Linked DNA regions of Homo sapiens: region 1 is linked to region 2. Evidence: read pairs that join two places in POLR2A ChIA-PET (ENCODE). Cell type or tissue: OCI-LY7. All regions are shown on one strand. Links, peaks and the distances in the headings refer to the core of each region. The heading gives the core; the rest is flanking DNA.

The links. ChIA-PET counts read pairs that join two places held together with the same protein. Peaks named below come from ENCODE experiments on the same cell type or tissue, not always from the same donor. Only the 100,000 strongest peaks of a DNase experiment are listed, where the experiment ranks them.
Region 1: POLR2A ChIA-PET joins it to region 2 with 11 read pairs; 5 of 35 experiments call an interaction of 5 or more read pairs at or near these places.

Annotation. Positions count from the first base shown.
Region 1 is chr6:159,520,540-159,525,911 of GRCh38, reverse strand. No RefSeq gene overlaps it. Among named protein-coding and RNA genes, the nearest start is that of LINC02529, 140 kb to the right of the region's middle. In OCI-LY7, for the core only: no CTCF peak of the experiment used is centred there; no DNase peak of the experiment used is centred there.
Region 2 is chr6:159,465,260-159,470,631 of GRCh38, reverse strand. LOC101929142 (a long non-coding RNA gene) reads right to left here. Exons shown (of 3, transcript XR_943178.4): 2 at 4,121-4,285; 3 at 2,885-2,926. Among named protein-coding and RNA genes, the nearest start is that of LINC02529, 84 kb to the right of the region's middle. In OCI-LY7, for the core only: no CTCF peak of the experiment used is centred there; DNase peaks (open chromatin) are centred at 2,161, 2,771 and 3,511; H3K4me3 peaks cover 2,152 bases; H3K27ac peaks cover 4,018 bases.

The sequences.
Region 1 (5,372 bases), core at 172-5,171, 55 kb before region 2:
GGAATTCAGTGTGTAAACACCCTCACCAGGCTGCTTTCAACTAGTCATGTGAAATTGCGGAACACAGAGCTGAAAAGAGAAGTGCAGTTGGTTTTTGCAGCCCAGCGCCAGCCTAGCGCCAGCCCAGCACACCGTGGGCCCACATCCTGGATTGTGAACCTGACAAGACATAAACTGTTTCTGAGCCAGAGATCCAGGCACTGCACCTTCCTGCTGTGGTGTAGAGCCCGTGTGCGTAGATGGTGATTCTTAGCTCAGAGAACAATGGAAAGGAGAATGCAGTGGCAGGAGCCCTGGATCAGGCAGGCAGAGAGGGCCAGAGAGGGGACAGCTCTCGGAGGTGCTGTGGACCCGGAGCTCATCCCCCATCTGGGAACTAGTGTTTGTGATATTACCTTTTGGTTTATTCTGAAAACACACAATCAAAAGTGAACCTCAAACTATCTAAACTAGGAAAACCTACTGAGGGTCTTGCAGAAACTTCTACACATTGACAGTGGCAGGGTGTGATAACCTTCAGCCAAGACAGAGCAAGAAGGACTGGATTTGCCTTCCTCCCAAAAGCAACTAACAGACCAGACAGACCAAATGTAGAAAATGATGGTTTTAGACATCGTAGACCAGGGAGTGAAGCGATCTTGGAGGGTTACCAGAGGGAGGGAAACAGACAGAGTCCTGTGATGCCCCAGCTTTCTGCCTTGAGAGAGTGCAGGGAGGGGTCCTGGGGGAGCTGGTGGACTCCCTGACTTTGGGAGATAGAGTGTAGATTACAGGGAGGCCAAGGTGGCTAGAGTTTGAGGGAAGATTACTAGAAATGACAGCTGTGTAGAGAGAAACTCCAGAGATCTGGAGGGTCCCCCTGAAGAATTTGGCTGAGTCCTTGAAAGCATACACAGGTGAGTCAGTTGTCAGACGCTGAGAAACCACTGGAAAGGAGGGGGGTTCACACAGGGTCAGGGATGGTTTGTTTTTCCAACAGCCTGAGAAGAAAAGCCTTGTAATTCATGGGGCATTGGGAAGACACAGAAGAGCTTTGACTGAGTGATGAGGGGAAATTAGCCCTAGACTAAAGGCTGCTGTGGTCTCCCTTTAAAAAGCTTAAAAGCAAGCCTCAAAATGATTAAACGATTTCAGAGTAATTTAGCTGCCTTCCAAAATGAAGCTCAAAAGTATCTATGGGAATTTAATTATACCTAGCATTCAACAAGGCAAAATTTACAGTGTTATCCGTAAAAATGAGCAGGCCTGCAAAGAAGCAGCGAAGAGCAACTCATAATGGGAGAAAAGTCAATCAGTAGAAAGAAATCTGGAAGTGAGGCAGATGAGACTCTTCAATTAGTAGACAGGGACATTAAAATAGTTTTTATAACTGTATTCCTTATATTTAAGGTGATAGAAGAAAAATATATTTTCTATTAGTAGAGACATGGAAGATATTCAAAAGACTCACCTGAACTTCTAAAGATAAAACATACAATGTCTGAGATTAAAAATATGCTGGATGGGATTAACAGCAGATTAGACACTGCAGAAGAAAAAAAAATCAATGAACCTAAAGATACAGCAAAAGGAAAGAGAAAAGGTATGGCCAGAAAGTGAACAGTGCATCAGTGAGCTGTGAAACAACACTGGAGTGGAGGGGAATGGCTGCTGGGGAGAGCAATGGGGGAAGAAGTTAATCAGACATTCTCACGGCTTCTTTCTTGGCAATAGGAGCAATAATTCTGTCAAAAGTGTTTTTTAAACAAGATCAAATTTGACTCTGCTTTGTAGGGTGAGAAAATGGCAGGCAGGGTGGATCCTATGCCTTTTTGGCTCCATAAACCTGAATCTCTGAAACGTTCTGTAAACATTGGTGAAACTGTGGATTGTCAAAGAATTATTGGAAACATAGCATTAAAAAAATACACGTGCAACAATGAAGCTAATAGATGGTGATTACAGATTGCCAGCCTTGTGCTTTGTCTGATATTCTGGTTGTCTTTTAGATTTCTTGAGTTTTAGATTCATGCTAAACATGGGAATGCAAAGTTAGTCAAAGTTTACTCAAACCTGGATTCCAGGTACTTGTTGATTGCTTGGAAAGTTATCAGCTATATAAATCTGTGGTGTGTACGTTTCTTTCCCTGAAAACAAACCAAAGCAAACTACAATAATAGCAACAAGAAAAACCTTGAACACCCAGAATAGGTACTTTTGACCATTTGCTACCTATAAAACAAAACTTCAACTTCATAGCAATATAATATTTCAGGAACAACATGGGCTCTGTAAAAAACGAAAGAGTGAAATCCAGGATTTAAATAAGGAAGAGGTTTCCAAATGGTGACTTCTTTATCCCTCTCAACAAATGTTCCCCCAGATGGCTTAGAAACCTTGAATTTAGAGATGCCATGACCTTAAGGGGGTGGGGGGGCGGGAGGAGAGAATGTACAAGAAAATGCAAAACAAAAATGTACATTGATCTTTTCAACTGCTTTTCTCATTAGTCTCATTTCTCATCAGGCTGCAGTGAAGAATGCGTGTGGAGGAGTAGGAGAAGAAGGGGAGCGAAGCCACTGGGCAATATTCTATTTTGTTTTTCTCGTAGTCTTTTTTTCCTTTGCTTTTCAGTTTTGTGACTTCCTTCTTTCCTTCCTTCCCTTTTTCATTCTTTCCTTTTTTCCTTCCTTCCTCCCTCCTTTCCTTCCTTTCTTTTCTTTTTCTTTCTTTCCCTTTCTTTCTTTTCTTTCTTTCTCCCTTTCTTTTCTTTCTGTCTTTTCTGTCTTTCTCTTTCTTTTTCTTTCTCTCTTTCTTTCTTTTCTCTCTTCTTTCTTTCTTTCCTCTCTTTCTCCCTTTCTCTCTTTCTTTCTCTTTCTTTTTCTCTCTCTTCTTTTCTGTCTTTCTCTTTCTTTTTCTTTCTCTCTTTCTTTTCTCCTTTCTTTCTTTCTTTCTTTCCTCTCTTTCTCCCTTTCTCTCTTTCTTTCTCTCTCTTTCTTTTCTTTCTTTCTTTCTTTCTTTCTTTTTTCCTTTTTCTTTCTTTGCTTTTCTCTCTCTATTTCTTTTTTTTTTGACATGGTCTTGCTCTGTCGTCCAGGCTGGTGTGCCATGGCTTGACTGTAGCTCACTCCTGCCTTGACCTACTCAGCCCAAACAATTCTCCCACCTCAGCCTCCTGAGTAGCTGGGACCACAGGTGTGCACCACCATGCCTAGCTAATTTTTTAAAATTTTGTAGTATGGGATCTTGCTATGTCGCCAGGGCTGGTCTTGAACTCCTGTGCTCAAGCAATCCTTCCACCTCAGGCTCCTGAGTACCTGGGACTATAGGCATATGCCATCATGCCTGGCTAATTTTTAAATTTTCTCTACAGATGGGGTTTCTCTGTGTTGTCCAGGCTCATCTTGAACTCCTAGACTCAATGATCCTCCCACCTTGGCCTCCCAAAGTGCTAGGATTACAGGCATGAACCACTGCACCCAGCCTAGAAGTTCCTATTGACATAGCCTCAAATTCAAATTCTTTCCCTAGCTGTGTCCAGCCTGCTAATAAGCCCATCAAAAGTTATTTCTAGCATTTCTTTTTGATTCTTTCTCAGAATTTTCTGAGGGAAAATTCTTCCTGAGGTAGGGAGAGGAGGCCTATTTTGAGCTTTCAAGGCAGAAGGATTTGGATTAATTTTTTGGGGGGTACTGACTAAGAGGTGGGAGGCTCTGGTTTCTTCCAGGTTTCTGGCCCTGGTGAGTGGGTCTATGATAATATTGATGACTAGGCAGCAAACACAAGAAAGTGGAACAGGTTTTCTGGGCTTAGTGCAAGATGGAAAGTATAATTTTGGCACTAACATTGAGTGGATTTGACCCACATGGGCCTTCTCTGCCTTATTATTTTTCTCTTTCCTCCTCCATCTCTTCTTCCTCCTCCACCCTGGATGGGAAGGGAAGAGATGTTCTGGTCTTTGCTTGCTCACTGGCTTGCTGTGTGACCTTAGGCAATTTTCAGTCTGTACCATTTCCCAAATGCCCTTCTCTGGACAAGTTGCATCAGAATTGCTTGGGGGTGCTTATTAGAAATAAAAATGCAAGTCTGGCCAAGATGGCTGATCAGAAGGAGTTAGAGTGTGCCTCTCTCAGGGAGAGAAATGGAAGGGGCAAGTAAATACAGCACCTTCAACTGAGACATCCAGGTACAAGCATTGGGATTCATCAAGTAAACAATTCAATCCATAGAGAATGGAGAAAAGCAAGGCAGGATGAGTGCCCACCTAGGAGCAACATGGAGCCAGGGGAGCCTCCCCTGCCCAGGCAAGCGGTGAGTGAGTGAGCAACCCCGGGGACCCACATTTCTCCCATGGATCTTTGCAACCGTCGGTCAGGAGATCCCTTAGCAAACCCACTCCACCAGGGCCTGCAGTCTGATGCACAGAGCTACATGGAGTTTTGGCAGAGCAGCTGCTCAGGCACACACAGAGACCCAGGAGCTTTAGATACCCAGGCTTCCTGGCAAAAGCAGCTTTAACTCTGGCAAAGCAGGAGTTTAGATCCCCATACATACCCCTAGGAAAGGGCTTGAATCCAGAGGGCTGAGCAGTCATAGTCTGCAGGCCCAGCTTCTATAGCACCCCACAAGAGAAGACCCATTGGCTGGGAACTCCAGCCAGCCACTGGGAGCAATGCCTCCCTGAGATGGAGCTCCCAGAAAGAGGGGCAGGCCGCCATCTTTGCTGTTTTACAGCCTTAGCCGTTGTTGCCTTCAGTGCAGCTGCCCTATGGAAAAGTGGTCAGACTGCCTTTTTTATTCTGGTCCCTGACCCCATTTTTTCTCACTGGGCAGGACATCCTGACTGGGGTCACCAGTCACCTTCGCCACCTTTGTTTTCCAGTTGGCAATAGTTCCGAGCCTCCCTAGGACAAAACTCCCAGTGGGAAGGGAGTGACGGGCTGTCAACTTTGCTGTTTCGTAGCCTTAGCTGTTGTTGCCTTTGGGCTCAAGGAAGTCTGAGGTGCCTAGGGACTGGAGCAATCCCCTGGCACAGCACAGCAGGTCTACAGAGAAGTAGCCAGACTGCTTTTTCACGTGGGTACTGGATCATATTTCTCTTCACTGGGTGGAATCTTCTGACCTAGGTCTACAACCACCCTGCCAGTGTTTTTGGACCAGCAACACATCTATACCTCCCTCAATGGAGCTCCCAGAGGGAGGGGCAGGCTGCCATCTTTGCTATTTTGTAGGCTTCCCTGTTGACACCTTCAGGGGCTGGAAAATCCAAGGTGACTGGAAACTGGAGTGGACCCCCAGCATACTGCAGCAGCCCTGTGGAAAAGTGGCCAGACTGTTTGTTACATGGGTCCCTGATCCCATATCTCCTCACAGGGTGGGTCCTCTGGGCCTGG
Region 2 (5,372 bases), core at 175-5,174:
TGTGTCTCAGATGACTTTGGACTGTGGACTTTTGAGTTAATATTGGAATGAGTTAAGGCTTTCAGGGACTGCTGGGAAGGCATGATTGTATTTCGAAATGTGAGAAAGACATGAAATTTGGGAGAGGCCAGGGGCCGAATGATATGGTTTGGATCTGTATCCCCACCCAAATCTCATGTTCAATTGTAATCCCCACTGTTGGAGGTGGGGCCTGGTGGAAGGTGATTAGATCATGGGAAGGATGATCATGAATGGTTTAGCACCATCCTTCCTTGGTACTGTATAGCGAGTGAATTCTTATGAGATCTGGTTGTTTAAAAGTAGGTGGCACCTCCCACCATCTTTCTTTCTCCTACTGTGACCATGTAAGACATGCCTGCTTCTCCTTTACCTTCTGCCATGATTGTAAGTTTCCTGAAGCCTCCCCAGCCATGCTTCCTGTACAGCCTGTGGAACTGTGAGCCAGTTAAACCTCTTTTCTTTATAAATTACTCAGTCTCAGATCGTTCTTTATAGCAATGCAAGAATGGACTAATACAGTATATATGGGCCTCTGGCTTTATAAACGCTGTCAGTGTGAATGGAGGCAGGGGGCCTGCCTCAGCAATGCATATGATTCGAAAGGAAAAGACACTTATTTATCAGGGCCCAGCCCTTCTGCTGTGGAAGTGCTTCCATTCCTCTTCCCTCCCTTCCTCTTCCCTCATCTCTTTCTTTCTCTCAAGCAAAACTTAGAGGTAGCCCCCTTTTTCAGGTTGACTTGCTGCTGTCAGTTTAGAACCAGCATTTGGGAAGAAAGTTGGGTCCAAGCTGCCTTGGTGGTGGTTGGCTGCCTAAGCATAAGACCAGATGAGCTACTTTCTGCTCAGGTACTAACTCCTGATCCAGTATGCTGTGGCCAGGTAGCAGGGATAGACTTCTGTATGACACACAGAGCATGGGGCACTGGTGCTTACAGGGGAGAGGCTGGGAGCTACGCTCTGGGAGCAGGGCTGCTTATAGCAGAGTCATCGACTCCACACACAGCAGGTCAAGTCCAAAGGTGACTCAGGGTGGGGTGGATGGAAAGAAACAGCATGTGGACGTAAATATTAATTTTTGTTTCTTTTCTTACAGCTGACGAGGAAGAATATTCCTGAGCAAGACACAGGGTTTTCACCCTGATAGATGGAATCTGAGCTACCTTCAAACTTTTAAGGGGGGACTATGGTGACCGCCAGGAGAGGAGTCCCAGTTGAGCCATATGGACCAGGGATGGCGGACAGGAAAGTTTGTCAGTGGGGCTGATGCACAGATGGGGTGCACGAGCTCCTCACTGGGGAAATTTTGTGGGGGAAGGATGCCCTCATAGCTCAAACGTTCAGCTCACTCAAGAGTGGGCCAGAGCTAACAGCTATCACTGTACTCACAGCTCCCAGGCCTTACTGATCCAATGGTCTCTTCAGAGATTTATGGCTCAGCTCCCAGGAACAAAGATGATTTTATGTAAATATTTATGAAATTCCTCCCTCTTTCCTTTCCCTCCTGCCTCTCTCTCTCTTCCCTCCCTCCCTCCCTTCCTTTCTTCTTTCCTTCCTTCACTCCTTTTTGCCTGCCTGCCTGCCTTTCTCTTTTTTTCTTTCTTTAGAAAGAGGGATTTATAATTCTTTTCCAAGTAATGTGGGGACCATACCATGAAGAAGACATTCTTCCTTTTGGTCCTCTGACTCCGAATGCAACCTCATTCATTCATTCATTCATTCATTTGGTCAGTATTTGGAGTGCTGTTGATAGGGGTGGGGTCATATAGCCCTCACATCTAGGTAAGTAGCCCCAACACAGCAATAGGTGAAATTTAAAAAAACACAACCTGATTAAATTCCAAAGTGGAAAGTCTATACCAGTGTTTTTTAAACTAATTCCCCATGAAAATCACTCGGGAAACTTTTAAAAAATACACATTCCCAAGGTTCAGGCCAGAATCAGAATCTCTAATTTTTAGCTTTAAAAAAATGTTACAAACTTCGCAGGAAATTTTTATGTAGCTTGCCCAGTACTGCACTGTGAATTGGTGTTCAGAAAATATGGTAGATGAGAGACCACCTCTGTGAAGTTGAGGATGTAGTGATATCTGACTAGCGGAGTTGTCATGCTCACCTAGCATGCTAATGAGGACAGTGTCAGAGGAGAGAGCTGGCCCTAGGCACCAGACAGACACAGAGAGCCATTTACTTACTCTTGCAGATTCCAAAAGTCAAGACTCAAAAATCGCACTTCTTCTCTCAATGCCTGGAAGTGATGATTGAGACCTGTTGTACTTTTATTTGGTGCTAGGGGCTACTGTGGAACTTCAGTCTCCATACTTGCCTGTTAAAGTTCCTTCTGTTTTCCTTTTTACCCAAATTCACTTGTGTAGGGCAATGATACTACAAGAGCAGTGCTCTAACCCCTGAGCTATGGAGCCCCTGCCTGGGCAATGATATAAAAGACTGGCCTCAAAGCTGTGGCAGACTCTCGAAAATTATTGGAAAATAACTCAATAATAACAACACAGTCCTACTTCAAACCCTGTGTTCCCTAAGAGTGCTTTATTCCCTCAAAGTATTTTCAAAGTATCTGTCATTGCTTTGGGGTAGGCTTTTATCACTAGCATCTTCATAGCTGACACTTCATTTCTGGCCTTTTGGCTTTTTTGTATGTTTAGTCATACATGCAGGTCATACCACCATAGCAACTCACTCAAAATAACTCACTTAGGGTGACTGCACAGAGAGTCTCTCTCAGCTATTTTAGTAATAACACAATAGCAACCCACGTTAGTGCAGCTGGGCTCCTTAAATATTCCTTCCTAAGTCATGTAGTACACATTTTAGAAGCCACATTAAAGTACCAAAATTACCCACAAACCGTTTATTGCTACAGTTCACTCCCGTATTTTCTTCTCAACCTGTGGGTAAAGAAAGACATAGATAAATTCATCTGATGCTTTAAAGTGGCAGAGCTATAAATATCTGATTTTTCTCTGTGTTTTGAAAAATTGAATAGTCATAGAAAATTCTTATAACAGTATTTACATAAGTGAGCACTTCCTCTTTCCTTTCTTCCCCCTCGCTCTCCGTATCCTTCCTCCTTCCTCCCCTCCCCCTTTCCTTCCTTCCTTTTTTCCTTCCTTCTTTCCTCTCTTTCTTTACTAAATATCCATATTATGCTAGGTATTGTTTTAGATTCCAAGCCAGACACAAAGGTAAACAAAATATAGTCATTGCTCTCAAATGTCTCACAGCCTTCTGAATCTTTTGAAGAGGAAAACCTGAGAATTATATAAAATTGTTTCATTAACATAAGAGAATCTGAAGATGGCACAGAATGTTTTGGGGGATGCTTCCTTGATTCCTAGTTCCTTTCTCTGTAGATTCTTCCTGTTCAAGGCACAGGCGTAGACAGTCATGAGATGCCTGGGTCAGAAACATAAGACTTTAATACTCACAGCAATAGCAGTAGGCAGAGTATCAGCAGTTGTTCATATCTGTCCTGAGCCCCAATTTCCATAGGGCGTGTGAAGAAGGCCAGATGACACTTATTCACATAGTGACTTGCATTATAGGAGGAGATCCCTGAGCTCAGAGAACCCAAATCTTTCATGATGGGCAGTAAGTTTGCCTGCCCTTTTCTCCAACAGCAGGTATTAATTCTGTTTTTCAAGGCTGGTCACTATACATGGAGAATTCTTTCCCAATCCTCTTGCCTCTTACCTTTCTTTTTGTTTGTTTGTTTCTTTCTTTCTTTCTTTTTCTTTCTTTCCTTCTTTCTTTCTTTCTTCCTTCCTTTCTTTCTTTCTTTTTTTTTTTTTTTTTTTTTGAGACGGAGTCTCACTGTTGCCCAGGCTGTAGTGTAGTGGCGTGATCTTAGCTCACTGCAATCTCTGCCTCCCAGTTCAAGTGATTCCCCTGCCTCAGCCTCCCGAGTAGCTGGGACTACAGGCGCACACCACCACTCCCAGCTAATTTTTTTTGTGTTTTAGTAGAGATGGGGTTTCACCATGTAGGCCAGGATGGTCTCCATCTCCTGACCTCGTGATCCACCTGCCTCGGCCTCCCAAAGTGCTGGGATTACAGGCATGAGACACCACACCCAGCCTCACCTTTCTGTAAGTCCAAATAAAAATAAAAGCAGCTGGCAAATCTAAAGTGAGATATAAGTGGATTTCTCCTCCAGGTTCAGGATCCAGATGTTGTCTCTGCCAGGTGTCCTTTCCCACCTTGCCTTCTGTTCTCCTCTCCCCTCCTCTCCAGCTCCATATCATGCTCTGCCAAAGAATGCAAGCCTTCACGTGAGCTGAATCCATCCTGGGCAATACTATTAGGCCCATTCTAAAGCCGGGGTTGGTAAACTATGTCACAAGCTACATCTAGCAGAAATGATTTTTTAAAATTTAATGGTTGTAAGAAAAGAAGAAGAAGAAGAAGCCGGGCACAGTGGCTCACGCTTGTATTCCCAGCATTTTGGGAGGCCAAGGCGGGCAGATTATTTGTGGTCAGGAGTTCAAGACCACCCTGGCCAACAAGGTGAAACACAGTCTCCACTAAAAATACAAAACTTAGCAGGGTGTGGTGGTGTGTACCTGTAATCCCAGCTACTCAGGAGGCTGAGGCAGGAGAATCACTTGAACCCAGGAGGCAGAGGTTGCAGTGAGCCGAGATCATGCCACTGCACTCCAGCCTGGGTGACAGAGCAAGACTCTGCCAAAAAAAAAAAAAAGGCCAGGCACGGTGGCTGGCTCACACCTGTAATTCCAGCACTTTGGGTGGCCGAGGCGGGCGGATCACGAAGTCAGGAGATTGAGCCATCCTGACTAAGATGGTGAAACCCCGTCTCTACTAAAAATACAAAAAAAAAAAAAAATTAGCCAGGCATGGTGACGGGTGCCTGTAGTCCCAGCTACCCGGGAGGCTGAGGCAGGAAAATAGCGTGAACCCACGAGGTGGAGCTTGCAGTGAGCGGAGATCGCACCACTGCACTCCAACCTGGGCGACAGAGTGAGACTCTGTCTCAAAAAAAAAAAAAGGGAAGAAAACAGAGACACAGAGACAGTCCACAAAGCCTAAAATATTTACTATTTCTCTCTTTCTAAGGAAAGGTTTGCTGAGTCCCATTCTAGAAGTAACTGAGTATAGGGGGAAGTCAATTATAAAAAAAAAAATGGCAGCTACAGCATCCCCAGAATGGATGAGGTGCTGGAGCACTAGGTGAACATGTTACCTTTCTATTTTTTGAGAAGTGCTGTTTCCTTTCCTGACAGAAAGCTGGGATGACCTTCCTCAGGTCTTAGAAGATGCAGAGCTCTCATATTATAAAATGGTACACACTGTCTCTGTCTCTCTGTATCTAAACAC